2 separate regions of the Homo sapiens genome follow, and region 1 is linked to region 2. A link is a contact called in ENCODE Hi-C or POLR2A ChIA-PET data. All regions are on one chromosome and are shown on one strand. The core of a region is the stretch at or near the end of the contact, and the rest is flanking DNA. Distances in the headings are between cores, read along the strand shown.

Region 1 (6,416 bases), core at 670-3,169, 170 kb after region 2:
GATTCCTGAGCCCAACCCTTAACTTAATGATTCCCTGTCTCTGGAGATGCAACATAGAAATCTCTGTTTTTATTAACAAGCGCCTCAGGCGATTCTTAAGCATACTGAAATTTGAAAGCTTCTGGTCTGAACCTCATGTATTCACCTAGGGCTTTTGCTAGGTGGGATACCATGCCGAAAAATTGAATTAATTGTATGTTCTTAAAATTGTTTTTCTTCTACTCCGCTGTCCTCTTCCCTCAAAATCACTTTTCTAAAAGAACTCTATGAAAAACTTATTTGTATCATACCCAAATTGATATATTTGTCTGAACTCTGTTACATAAAAATTGGTATGATTCATATGTGGAATCAGTTTTTGGACTGTGACCCATGCAGTGTTGGGGGACAAGGAGTTGCTTCAGGAGTTAGTGCAGTGCGCCTCCAAGGGGCAGTGAGCCATGGAGGCGCCTGCCTTCTCACTGCAGTCAATGCAGCCACACTTGTGTATACTGAGTGCTGCTTCAGATCTCAGTAGATAAAATAATTCCACATTTAAAATGATTCTGCTATTTTTTATAAAGGGTTTGAAAGCCACTACTATAATGACTTTGTCACCTAATTGATTTTCTACTAATTTTTACATATTCAGAAACTTCGTGTTTTTTTGGTGGACAGAATATTTTGGAGGTCTCCGTCGCTGTTTAGAATGTGGCCACTTGGCTGTTTCACAGTTTTTAAAGCTATTTTATTGAATAGTAAAGCAGTGAACTTAGCCTTTGTTCTTTGTGTTTCTAATTTAAGCATATAGTCTATTTAATTTTTGATATGTAAATACACATCAATACATATATATTTACCCATGTGGCCCTGTGTAGTCAGTGCATGAGGCTTGCATAGCCCAGAAAGGTACATTCCAGGGTTCTGGGGAAAGAATTTTAAAATGCCATCCTCTAATACAGACGTTTATAAAACTTAAATGAAATGATTGGGCTTAACCATATGCAAGAAAGTCTGCAGAAAATAAATCACCTAGAAACTATAAATAGAAATGTGCTGCTGAGGCTGGGCACGGTGGCTCACACCTGTAATCCCAGCACTTGGGGGGCTAAGGGAGGCGTATCACCTGAGGTCAGGAGTTTGAGACAAGCCTGGTCAACATGGTGAAACGCCGTCTCTACTAAAAATACAAAAAAAATTAGCCAGGTACATTGGCACATGCCTTTAATCCCAGCTAATCAGGAGGCTGAGGCACGAGAATTGCTCGAACCCAGGCGGCAGAGCTTGCAGTGAGCGGAGATCACATGACTGCACTCCAGCCTGGGCAACAGAGCAAGACTCCATCTCAAAAAAAAAAAGGCCGGGCGTGGTGGCTCACGCCTGTAATCCCAGCACTTTGGGAGGCTGAGGCAGGTGGATCACGAGGTCAGGAGATCGAGACTATCCTGGCTAACACGGTGACACCCCGCCTCTACTAAAAATCCAAAAATTTAGCCGGGCATGGTGGCGGGCACCTGTAGTCCCAGCTACTCGGGAGGCTGAGGCAGGAGAATGGCGTGAACCCGGGAGGCAGAGCTTGCAGGGAGGCGGAGCTTGCAGCGAGCCGAGATAGTGCCACTGCAGTGGGGCCTGGGCCAAAGAGTGAGACTCCATCTCAAAAAAAAAAAAAAAGAAAGAAATGTGTTGCTGGTATCAGATATCAGACCAAGAACACTTCAGTCTCTCTAAGGATGCCCTGAGCTACCTCACTGTTAAAGGACGACATCAACACAGAATGCACTAAACAGGAAATAAGCTGTAATCTAGAGAATTTCCATTATGTGTTACTTTTTGGTGACTAACATGGAATGTTGAAAAGGAAGAGCTGGAAAGCTCAGTTGTTTTCCTTGTTCCTCTGACATTGTCCAGGCAAGAGGGCATCCTGATCAGATGAGTAGATTTGGCTGAGAAAAACCCTAGAGTAAGGCAGGCACTTTGTGGAGGTGGATGATGATGGCTCATAAAAACGTTTGTTCTCAGTCCAGTTCAGGGCTCTGCCAGCAGTCTTTCAGATCTGAACTGCTTAAACAAACCCTACAGATAAATTGGCACTCTGATTTGTAATTCTGTTTGTACAAGTTTAGAGCAGCCTAGCTCGAGTCCTCAACCCCAGTCCTCTTAGAAGTGAACTGATTGCACTGGATCCCTAAACCCACAATGTTGAGGACACATGTGATGACTCCACTTGCTCAGCCAGCTGGCCTCTTGCACTTTCCCCTGCCCACCACTTGTAACTACCACTTAATTATCTTGTGTTAATTGCTTTTGTTGTGTTGGGTCTGTATTTTTGTGGTCAGTGCCTGCAGGCAGAAATGTGAAAGCATTTGGTATGTTGAAGATACTTGCTTCTTTTTTAATAAAATTAAAAGTGCAGCACGTAAGTATGATACTGTGTAGTTTTTTGACACAACCATGAGATACAATAAGCAGCTTTGACTTAGTGTCCCAAAAAGTGGTTCTTGGTCTACAGCAGGGCAAACATATATGTGGCAAGTTCTGATCACATACTTTTAGACAGAAAGAATAAAAAATTCATATTGCATGGCTTTTGTAGCCTAAGAGCACAGAATCATACACGTGTGTTAGGAGAAACATTCATTCTCACGCATATAAACTGGCTCCTGGCAGAGTAGAGCAGTAAGTGGGATCAAAGGTGAATTCACCTTATTTTCAGTTGGTAGAGTATGGAAAAATGTATCACTTATTTGAAATACCTGAATGGAAACCCAGCCTCTACTACTGTAACTTAACACTTGTTCTTCCTGAGCCTCAAATTTTCTTTCTCTGTAAGAATGGGAATTAATGCCCACCTACGGGTTGCAAGTGCTTACAGGAGCTGGGCAAGCAACGAAGGTAAGAGTTGTAGAGACTTCGGTAAACTGGAGCACATGATTCCTGGGAAGCAGGCCTAGTGTAAACAATTTATTTTTCTAGAAAAGACAGAAGTTTAGAGTATATGAAATCTAATTTTTAAGTATTGGTTGGCAACTAATTGACTATCGTCTACCATAAGGTTATATGATAATTATTAGGGCAGGAGAGTGAATGCATCTTAATATGCATGGCAGAACTGTGTGTTTCCTTCCATCTGGATTTTCATAAAGCTTTCTGATTTATCAGTAACGATCTGAAAAATGTACTGTGGCATGTAACATCTTTTATTCATTTTATTAGGCATTAGAGGAAGAATATTCTGTAGTCCTGCTTTATTCTGCCATCTTTACCTGGAAATCCATTTTTATAAAATTTTTGTAATAAAAATTCACTTGATCACTTGCCTGCTTTCTTTTAAACAGTGCCAAGCGTAATGCCCCTTGATAATTTACATATATGTGAACGTGGCTGTGATAGCTGCTGATGTTCACACATAGGCCATCTTACATGTAATGATCCATGTTTGGACTTAAACAGCTTCACACATTTATTGTACAGTTAGGTGTCACATGCTTTTACTTTTTATTTTATAATCTGTATTTCTGTGAGGTAGACATTATTGGCTCCATGTTATATACATTGATAGCCCGGAGCTAGAGATTGAACCCAGGCCATCCTCCCCACTGCCTTTCATCATCAACACAACCACCACCAACAGTATTTTAAAAGTGTTAAATATTGGCAGACGTGTCATTGTTCTGAGCACTAGGACTAGGGCTTATGCGGCTGTCTGAGGAATTCCCTGTACAAGGAAACATCATATACCAAAAAGTTACTCATGGAAGGAGTTTGGAGATGATGAGCTAAAAGTATTACACATGGACTATTGTAAAAGAAAAAAAAGCAGGCACAATAAAATTTTAGAATGTACTTAAGAAGCAATTCGTGACTTGGGAAACCCCAAACCCAATGAGGATTTAGTGTTTCAATGACACAACATCAGAGGCAAGTATTCATAGAGTGCATACAGAAGCAAAATTAAGAAATGATTTGATTGGTTGCCTTTTTTGGCTTACTTTCTTGGAAAGTCCCCAGTCTCATGATCATGTTAGTTGGCTGCTTATGATTGGCTGAGGTTAAGTTTTGTATCTAACATAAGCATTTACCAAAAATGACCCAAGTTAAGTTTCATTTATGTTTACAGTTTAAGTAGGTTAGGGCTATTTTTAAGGCCTAGTTGGTTTGTTTGCTCAGGAATGTTTCAAGCCTAGTTTCCATTTTAATTTTGCTTTGACAGTTCCCCACTTTTAGTCACCCCGTCCGCAAGCTGAGAGTGTGACCAAATGGCATAGCATTACTCTCAGTTACCACTATTGACATAGTCTAGGAAGAAGAGTCAGATGTTTATCAATAGCTGCCCTAGGGCTCAGAGTCACCCTCGGGAATGACATAGTCCATGCTGGTTTCCTCCAGTTGTCTGATCCTTACGGCAATCTTTTGACATATGAGTGACTACTGGAAAGCACTTAAACATCCTTGAAAGGACCAGCCTCTGTGAATAACACCTGTAATCTCAGAACTTTGGAGGCCAGAGTAGGGGAATTGCTTGAGCAGGAGTTCAAGACCAGCTAGACAATGTAACAAGACCCCATGTCTACAAAAAAAAAAAAATTTTTTTTTAATTAGCTGGGCAGGGCTGGGTATGGAGGCTTACACCTGTAATCCCAGAATTGTGGGAGGCCAAGGCAGGTGGATTGCTAGAGCTCAGGAGTTCGAGACCAACCTAAGCAACATATTGAAACCCCATCTCTACCAAAAATACAAAAAATTAGCCGGGCGTGGTGGCACACACCTCTGGTCCCAGCTGCTCGGGAGGCTGATGGAGGAGGGTCACTTGAGCCTGAGAGGCAGAGGTTGCAGTGAGCCGAGATTGCGCCACAGCACTCCATCCTGGGTGACAGACTGAGACCTCATCTCAAAAAAATACAAATTAGCTGGGTAGTGCTCACTACAGCAGCACATATACTAAAATTGGAACAATACAGAGAAGGTTAGCATGGCCCCTGAACAAGGATGACATGCAAATTCATGAAATGTTCCATATTTTTACATATAAAAGCAAGCTGAATCCTGATCACCTTGAGTACATGTCATCAGGGACCTCCTGAGGCTGTGTCCCGTGCCCATGCATGTCCTTAATCTTGGCAAAATAAACTTTCTAAATTGGAAAAAAAAAAATTAGCTGAGTGTGGTGATGCACACCTGTAGTCCCAGCTACTCAGGAGACGGAGGTGGGAGGATCACTTTTGTCCAGGAGTTCCAGGCTACAGTGAGGTAGCATTGCACCACTGTACTCCTGCCTGGGTCAAAGAGCACGACACTGTCGCTCAAAAATAAATTTTAAAAATTATTGAGAAAATACAATGCACTGTGTTGGGTAAGCCATTGTGTATGGGTACCCACTGTGTATGGGTAAACACAATAACTACAAGAAGAATAATAGCAAAGGATTGAAAACCCTGAGTAAAGATTCCCAGGAGCCAAGATTTAACCAACTGAATAAATCAAGGGAGGCAGTGCTAATGAGATGAAAACCTTGTGTTCTTTAGGAACTTTTACATTTTGGGCAACAATATCAAATATAACAAACACTTAATGTTTTGTTAACATAAAAACACCGTAAGCTTCTCCCTGCTGAGCAGCTGAAGTGTCAGTAACTCCTACTTTGGGGTACTGCTGAGGTGAAATTATTCATCTCATATTGTACTGCTTGAAGAAAATTCGTAAGTATCACTAAAACTTTTTTCAAGAGTTGCTGAAATACTAACAAGCAATTTTTTCAATTCAGAGGCTCCCAGCTGAGGAAAAAGAGCTCTTACAAAAGAGTGAAATCTGTAACCCTTGTATGATTGAGTCTGGAGATCACTCAGGAGGCTCATTTCTGAGGGCTCACTTTATGTACAAGTGACCTGAGGTTCAGAATTTGACTAACATTTAGAGTCATCTGGTCATTTTAGGTAGGACATAGCCAAAACATTCTGATCATTTAGGTGGAAAAACCTTTATATATTTGTCATACAAGATGAACAATCCGGCTGGGCGTGGTGGCTCATGCCTGTAATCCCAGCACTTTGGGAGGCCAAGGCGAGTGGATCACCTGAGGTTGTGAGTGTGAGACCAGCCTGGCCAACATGGTGAAACCCCATCTCTACTAAAAATACAAAAAAATTAGCTGGGCATGGTGGCAGTTGCCTGTAATCCCAGCTACTTGGGAGGCTGAAGCAGGAGAAATCGCTTGAATTTGGGAGGCAGAGGTTTCAGTGAGCCGAGATCATGCCATTGCACTCCAAGCTGGGCAACAAGAGCAAAACTCCATCTCACAAAAAAAAAAAAAAAAAAAGATGAACGATCCACAAGTTGATTAGGGCCTTTGGGAGATAATCAGGATTAAATAAGGTGGTCAGGGTGGGCCTCCCATTATCAGGCTGGTGAAAGGAGCCATGACCTTCAAACTGATACTAAAT
Region 2 (6,522 bases), core at 615-3,114:
ACAGCTGCCTTCTCTCTGGGTCCTCACATGGCAGGAGAGGGGAAGATTTCTTGCTCTTCCTCTTTTTATAAGGCCACAGTCCTATTAAATTAGGGTACCACCTCATTTAACCTTAATTATGTCCTAAAGATCTTATCTTAAGATATAGTCACATTGGGGGTTAGGGCTTTAACTTATGAATTTGGAGGGGACACAATTTAGTCCACAGCAAGCAGTTACTTTTTTTTTCTTTTTTCTTTTTTCTTTTTTTTTTTTTTTGAGACAGGGCCTCACTCTGTCACCCAGGCTACAGTGCAGTGGCATGATCGCGGCTCACTGTAGCCTTGACCTCCCCAGCTCAAGCAACCTTCCTGCCTCAGCCTTACAAGTAGCTGAGACTACAGGAGGGCACCACCATGCCCAGCTAATTTTTTTATTTTTTGTAGAAACAGAGTCTCCCTATGTTGCCCAGGCTGGTCTTGGACTCCTGAGCTCAAGCAATCCTCCTACCTCAGCCTCCCAAAGTGCCCAGGCCAGAGCACAGTAGTGTGATCTCGACTTACTGCTTGTGCCTCCTGGGCTCAATTGATCGTCCCACCTCAGCCTCCCAAAGTGCTGAGATTACAGGCAGGACCCACTGCACCTGGCCAATTTACTCTTTTTTTTTTTTTTTGAGACAGGGTCTCACTCTGTCACCCAGGCCAGAGTACAGTAGTGCAATCTCAACTTACTGCCTCTGCCTCCTGGGCTCAAGTGATCATCCCACCTCAGCCTTCTGAGTAGCGGAAAGTACAGGCACGTGCCACCATGCTTGTCTAATTTTTGTATTTTTTTAGAGATGGGGTTTTGTTATGTTGCCTAGACTAAGGTTATTCTTATATTCTTTAAAAGAATGAAATTTTCCATGAATGTCTACTCTCAGGTATCTCGATGACCACAGACTTTAGATCTTAGAAGCATCTTAGAGGAAATCAAGCCTAAATTCTTCTTTATTTTACAAATTAATACATGTGATTCCGAGACATTAGGGGATTTGCCTGGAGCCATACAGCTGGTTAATGGCAGAGCTGAAACTAGAACAAGGTCTTCTGATTCCAGTGGTGCAGTGGCACCATTGCAAGGTCTTGGAGGAACAATGATGGTGATGATGATTCAAGACCCTACTGTTTGACAGGCATAGTATGACTTATTTTATACACACCACCTTATTTATTCTTCACAATAGCCTGGTATAATGGGTACTATTATCCACCCATATAGATGAGGAAACAGGCTCAGAGAATGAGATACCTTACTCAAATTCACACAGCTAGTTGGTAAGGGGGGCCTGGATCCAAATTCTGTGCTCCTTTGATTTCACTATGCTCTATTTCCACCGAGGAAGTGGGTTCCCTGGTGGGGCCAGGGAGGTGGCTCTATGGCTATGAGCCAAGATTTTAGGCCAAGTCAAGGTCATGGACTCTTGGGATCAGCCCTGGGGCCAACAGGCTGCCAGAAGTGACAGAACGAAGAAAGGAAAGGAAGGAGAGAAACAGGAGACAAATCTTGATGGCTTCCCCATATTGCCATTGTCCTACTTGGGGAGTTCCACCTTCATCTGTTTTACCCTTTTTTTCCTTTACCTTCGAGCTCTACGTCTCTTTATCAGTAAACTAGCCTTGCAGACAAGTGCAAACTGTGCCAGCCCTTAGGCTGCAAAGGAAATGAAGTTGGCATTCTGTAGTCCTCACCTGGCATGAATCACACACAGCCCCAAGGGACCGGGACAAGGCTACATGTCAGACTGATGGACTATTGTCTGGAGCTTTGAGAGAGGAAAAAGGGAAGGCTGCTTGCAGGAGAAAGGTGAACAGGTTGGCCCCGGCCCAAGAATGACAGAGGCGCCTTGCTCCTGCCACCCGGCTCTGCTCCTCTGGCCCAGGAACAATAACAAGGCGCTGTCAGGAAGTGACACTAAAATGCCTTTCCCCTTATACCTCGTTCAGCCTCTGGCAAAAGGAGGTTCCCGGAGGGAATATTTTTAGTTTGACAAATGAAAGCCTGGGACCGAGGACAGGAGGGATAAAGGGAGCTCTTCTCTGACACTCCTGGAGACGGGGAGATGATGAGTCAGATACAGAGGGCTTAGGCACGACTTCTCAAGACATTCCTCAGGCATGAGCACAAGCCAGCCGCTCGAATTCCTCCTGCAAGGCCCGCCACCCGGCAATCAGGGCGGAGGGGCCGGGCCAGAGGAGCAGCTCTGCTCTGTCTTCCTCTTGGCACATTGTTGGACAGCAGCTTTGGAAGATCAAAGCAGCCGCCTGTGTTGCTTTCCGGAACTGGGACTCAGGAGGCCTGGGTTCAAGTCCAGGCTTCACCATTTGCCGGCTGTGACATTAAGTGTCCTCATTTCTCCCTTTATGCCTCAGTTTCCTCATCACCAAATTGAGAGTATTATAACACCTTGGAATTATTATTATGAGGTTGTACATTTGGAAAAAAAAACCTTGAGAATGCAGTGTTTAAAAGCATTGGTTTTCTGTATTGCTCCCAGTACCCCATATGCAGATGGACTCAAAATCTCACACTGGTGGCCACGTGCAGTGGCTCACGCCTGTAATCCCAGCACTTTGGGAGGCAAAGGTGGGTGGATCACCTGAGGTCAGGAGTTCGAGACCAGTGTGGCCAACATGGTGAAACCCTGTCTCCACCAAAAATACAAAAATTAGCCAGGCATGATAAATAGGTGCACGCCTGTAATCCCAGCTACTGGGGAGGCTGAGGCACGAGAATAGCTTAAACCTGGGAGGCAGTGGTTGCAGTGAGCCGAGATTGCACCACGGCACCCCAGGCTGGGCAACAGAGCGAGATTTGGTCAAAAAAAAAATCTCACACTGGTAACAATAATAACCAGTACCTATTGAGTGCTTCTTACTTACCAGGCTTGTGCCAACTTCTCTCACATCCAACCCTCTCAATAGTTCTGTGAGGTAGATCTAATCGTTTCCACCTTCTAGACAAGTATACTGAGGCTCAGAGAGGTGGCATGGGCTGCCTAAGGTCACAGAGCTAACAGATGGTAGGCTGACATTAGACTCCAGCTCCCCCAACTCTGAAGCCCACTTTTCTTTTTTTTTTTTTTAATTATTATTATACTTTAAGTTTTAGGGTACATGTGCACAACGTGCAGGTTTGTTACATATGTATACATGTGCCATGTTGGTGTGCTGCACCCATTAACTCGTCATTTAGCATTAGGTATATCTCCTAATGTTATCCCTCCCCCCTCCCACCACCCCACAACAGTCCCCGGTGTGTGATGTTCCCCTTCCTGTGTCCGTGTGTTCTCATTGCTCAGTTTCCACCTATGAGTAAGAACATGCGGTGTTTGGTTTTTTGTCCTTGCAATAGTTTGCTGAGAATGATGGTTTCCAGCTTCATCCATGTCCCTACAAAGGACATGAACTCATCATTTTTTATGGAAGCCCACTTTTCAAATCCCTGTGCTGGGAACCCTCAGCCTGGGCCTGTACCCAGCAGGAGAACAAGATCAAGGCAGTGCGCTGGGCCAGGCACGAACTGGGGAGCCAGAGGGAGGGGAAGGAGCAGAACAGATAAAGAAATCGGAGGCGGAGCCAGGGTTCAGATGCAGAGCAGCAAGTTGAAGGAGCAGGGAAAGCACCAGGGGCTGGAGCCTGGAACCCTGGCAGCTGTCCACACTTGGTACAAACATGCTTACGGCAATATGGTGGATTGCTGGGGCAGGGAAGGGGGGGTGCACTTAAAAGTCAGAATCCGCTCATCTGATTGGAAGAGAGAATGAGGCAACTAACCATCTGTAGATAGGCTTATTTCTCACTTTTTAAACAGCTGGTTTGGGTGGGTGCTCCTAGGGACTCAGCGCAAAGTCATTGGGTGAATTCTACCCAAAATATGTAAAGCCATGATGAGCAACCCACCCCACAGGCCACACGTGGCCCACCTAGTGTCATTGGGTCCATGATTTAATTTGGGGATGAATAGTAAGAGGCCATCAACGTGTACTGCCTCTCAAAAAATTCTGATAGTGATGATATTTCTTGTTGTTAAATTCAGTGTTACTTCACTCATTAGCATCCTTCTCTTACGTAAGTGATCTAACTCTCGAGAAATCACTTTTAATCCCCTCGTAGGACTTGATACAGTTATTTTGTTTTAAGCAGAAAACAAAAGATGGCTCTTAAAGTCAATTATTGTCTTCTTTAATTCACCCTCAGGAAGGAAGGAGAGGGTGAGAAAGGGAGGAAGGAGGTAGGGGGGAAGAAGAGAGGCAGGCAGGCTACCACTGATGTTGAGTCTCAACATCCTCAAACTGCAGACCATGAACTCTTTTCTCTGTGCACTCATAGGAAGGTCATCCTACTGCCTCCTCGGCCAAGCTAAAACCCAAGAGACTTCTCACCATTCCTCTCTCTCCTTCTCCCAGGGATATCACCCCCAGCATCACTGCTAGGGCTTAGGATATCACTAGTATTCCCAACATCACTCAGTGTCTCCCTAGAAGACCTGTGAGGAGTCTCCTCTCAGACCTCAGTGTCAAGGCAAACAGCAAGTGGCTGCTTTTACCCGGTAGGTGATGTGAGCGAGCGTGTTAGAGGGTCATGTCCTCATGTTTGCGTTGGTCACTGAAAATGTTGAGAGTGGATTTTGCATCTTTCCTTTCAGGATCTCACAATGTGAATGTAGGTTCTCCTGCAAGTGTCCCCACTGACAAGACATGGGACCTTGGGCAAGTCATTTAAACTCTGTGAACCTTATCTGTAAAAGAGAGTTAATTACCACTTGCCTCATACGGCAGATGTGGAAGTGAAATTTAGATGATAGATAATAGATAGATAGATGATAGATAGATAGATAGATAGATAGATAGATAGATAGATAGATCACATGTGCCTAGCATATAATAGGTCATCAATAAATGATAGGTGGTGTTACTATTATCCACAGCAGCACCCTGACACACTATGTATACTAAATTTTCTTTTTTTTTTTTTTTTTTTTTTGAGATGGAGTCTCGCTCTGTCACCCACACTGGAGTGCAGTGGTGCCATCTTGGCTCACTGCAAGCTCCGTCTCCCGGATTCACACCATTCTCCTGCCTCAGCCTCCCAAGTAGCTGGGACTACAGGCGCCCGCCACCACGCCCAGCTAATTTTTTGTATTTTTGGTAGAGATGGGGTTTCACCGTGTTAGCAAGGATGGTCTCAATCTCCTGACCTAGTGATCCACCCACCTGGTCCTCCCAAAGTGCTGGGATTACAGGCGTGAGCCACTGTGCCCGACCACTAAATTTTCTTTTACTGCATTTCATTCAACTACCTTTCTTTTTCTATTTCACAGAATCTCTATCTTTTTACTTTTCATCTTATGGTAGTATGTGTTTGTGAGGTTTGTGGGAGGGAGTTGCAATCCACCTTAATATTGTGGAGCAGAGCAGGTCAAAAAAACCAAACAACTGTAATACTAAAATGAGGACTGTTTTTCCCAGACTCTGCAGCTAGGTTGAAGTTGTTGTCAAGCTCTTTGACTGCAGAATCTCTTGAATATTAAGGAAGGTGGGGCATGGGGGTAGGTGTGGAAAGGACACCAGTGAGGAAAGAGGGATCTTGCTTGGGATGCAAGATTGAGACCTACAGGAAGTAGGGAACCTTTGCCATGCCAGGGCACTTCCAGGAGCTGATGGCTTGGTCTTCCTTTCGATAGCCACTGACCAGGTTCTCTCATGGGGACATGGTCTCAGCGACCAGCTTTTCCTGCATGTGCTGTTCTCCTGCTCCCAGCTGGCCCACCCTCTCTTCCATCTGTATGCTTCTGTTTTCTTATGGTTTCTACAGCCTGCTTCTTGGGTTCCAGAGGGCCCAGGGGGCTATGACACCCTGTCTGTGTGTCATAAACCTTCAGCTTCAGCCACCTCTGCCACCGGCCTCCTTCTCCTATCATTTCCTAGGTCAAATTCTCTAAGGAAGAAATATGATGGCATACACTCATCCTTCTCTGAACCTGTGTCCTAATGGTGGACTCTATAAGGGATGCCACTGAGTCCCACCCTTGGGGATTCTATGGGGCCAAAGAGTTGGGATGGGGACAGAACATGGAGTAATCAGCCACCTATTTGGCTGCCCCTTGAGCAGGGATATGAGAGATATGGCTTTCCCCTAACAGGGAGGCCCCGTGGTTGACATGTGGGGATACCTTGGCACTCCCAAGTGGCCTTCCTGCAGTCTCCACCTGTACTTACGCTTTGCCCTCAGGGTCTAGACTTGGGACACAAATCCCAGCCCCACCACTGACCAGCTGCTTTGTTTCAAGCAAGAATTCTTTCCGACTCTCAGATTTCGTATCTGTGAATAGTGATCCTCATAGTATCAACCTCAAAGGGTTGTGATGTGGAGTAAATAAGATTATCGGAACACAGCCTAAAACATAGCAAACACTCAACACCTACAAGTTGCTATTTATTGCGATTGCCATTAATACAATTCAGAGTTGGGTAGAATCAGCTCAAATCCCATTTGAGAACTC

The links. Hi-C counts contacts between places; a loop is a spot of excess contacts on that map. ChIA-PET counts read pairs that join two places held with the same protein, here RNA polymerase II (POLR2A).
Region 1: a loop to region 2 is called in a map of endothelial cell of umbilical vein, with 4 times the contacts of the local background. The contact joins two enhancer-like sites. A Hi-C loop is called at or near these places in 1 of 168 maps with a recorded cell type or tissue (endothelial cell of umbilical vein). POLR2A ChIA-PET finds 5 or more read pairs at or near these places in 1 of 52 experiments (BJ).

The regions. Positions count from the first base shown.
Region 1 is chr17:56,866,277-56,872,692 of GRCh38, forward strand. It overlaps DGKE (diacylglycerol kinase epsilon), which reads left to right. Exons shown (of 12, transcript NM_003647.3): 12 at 1-3,291. The region is part of intron 1 of LOC124904037 (a long non-coding RNA gene); the gene reads right to left. It also overlaps the pseudogene RNU6-1158P. Among named protein-coding and RNA genes, the nearest start is that of MIR3614, 22 kb to the right of the region's middle. Within about 2 kb of position 1,920, at least 2 of the 41 ENCODE cell types and tissues checked have a DNase peak (open chromatin) inside an H3K27ac peak, as active enhancers do; they include endothelial cell of umbilical vein, where a contact is called at or near this core.
Region 2 is chr17:56,697,552-56,704,073 of GRCh38, forward strand. No RefSeq gene overlaps it. Among named protein-coding and RNA genes, the nearest start is that of NOG, 110 kb to the left of the region's middle. RefSeq lists enhancers at 1,172-2,148, 1,173-2,372, 2,149-3,125. Within about 2 kb of position 1,865, at least 15 of the 41 ENCODE cell types and tissues checked have a DNase peak (open chromatin) inside an H3K27ac peak, as active enhancers do; they include endothelial cell of umbilical vein, where a contact is called at or near this core.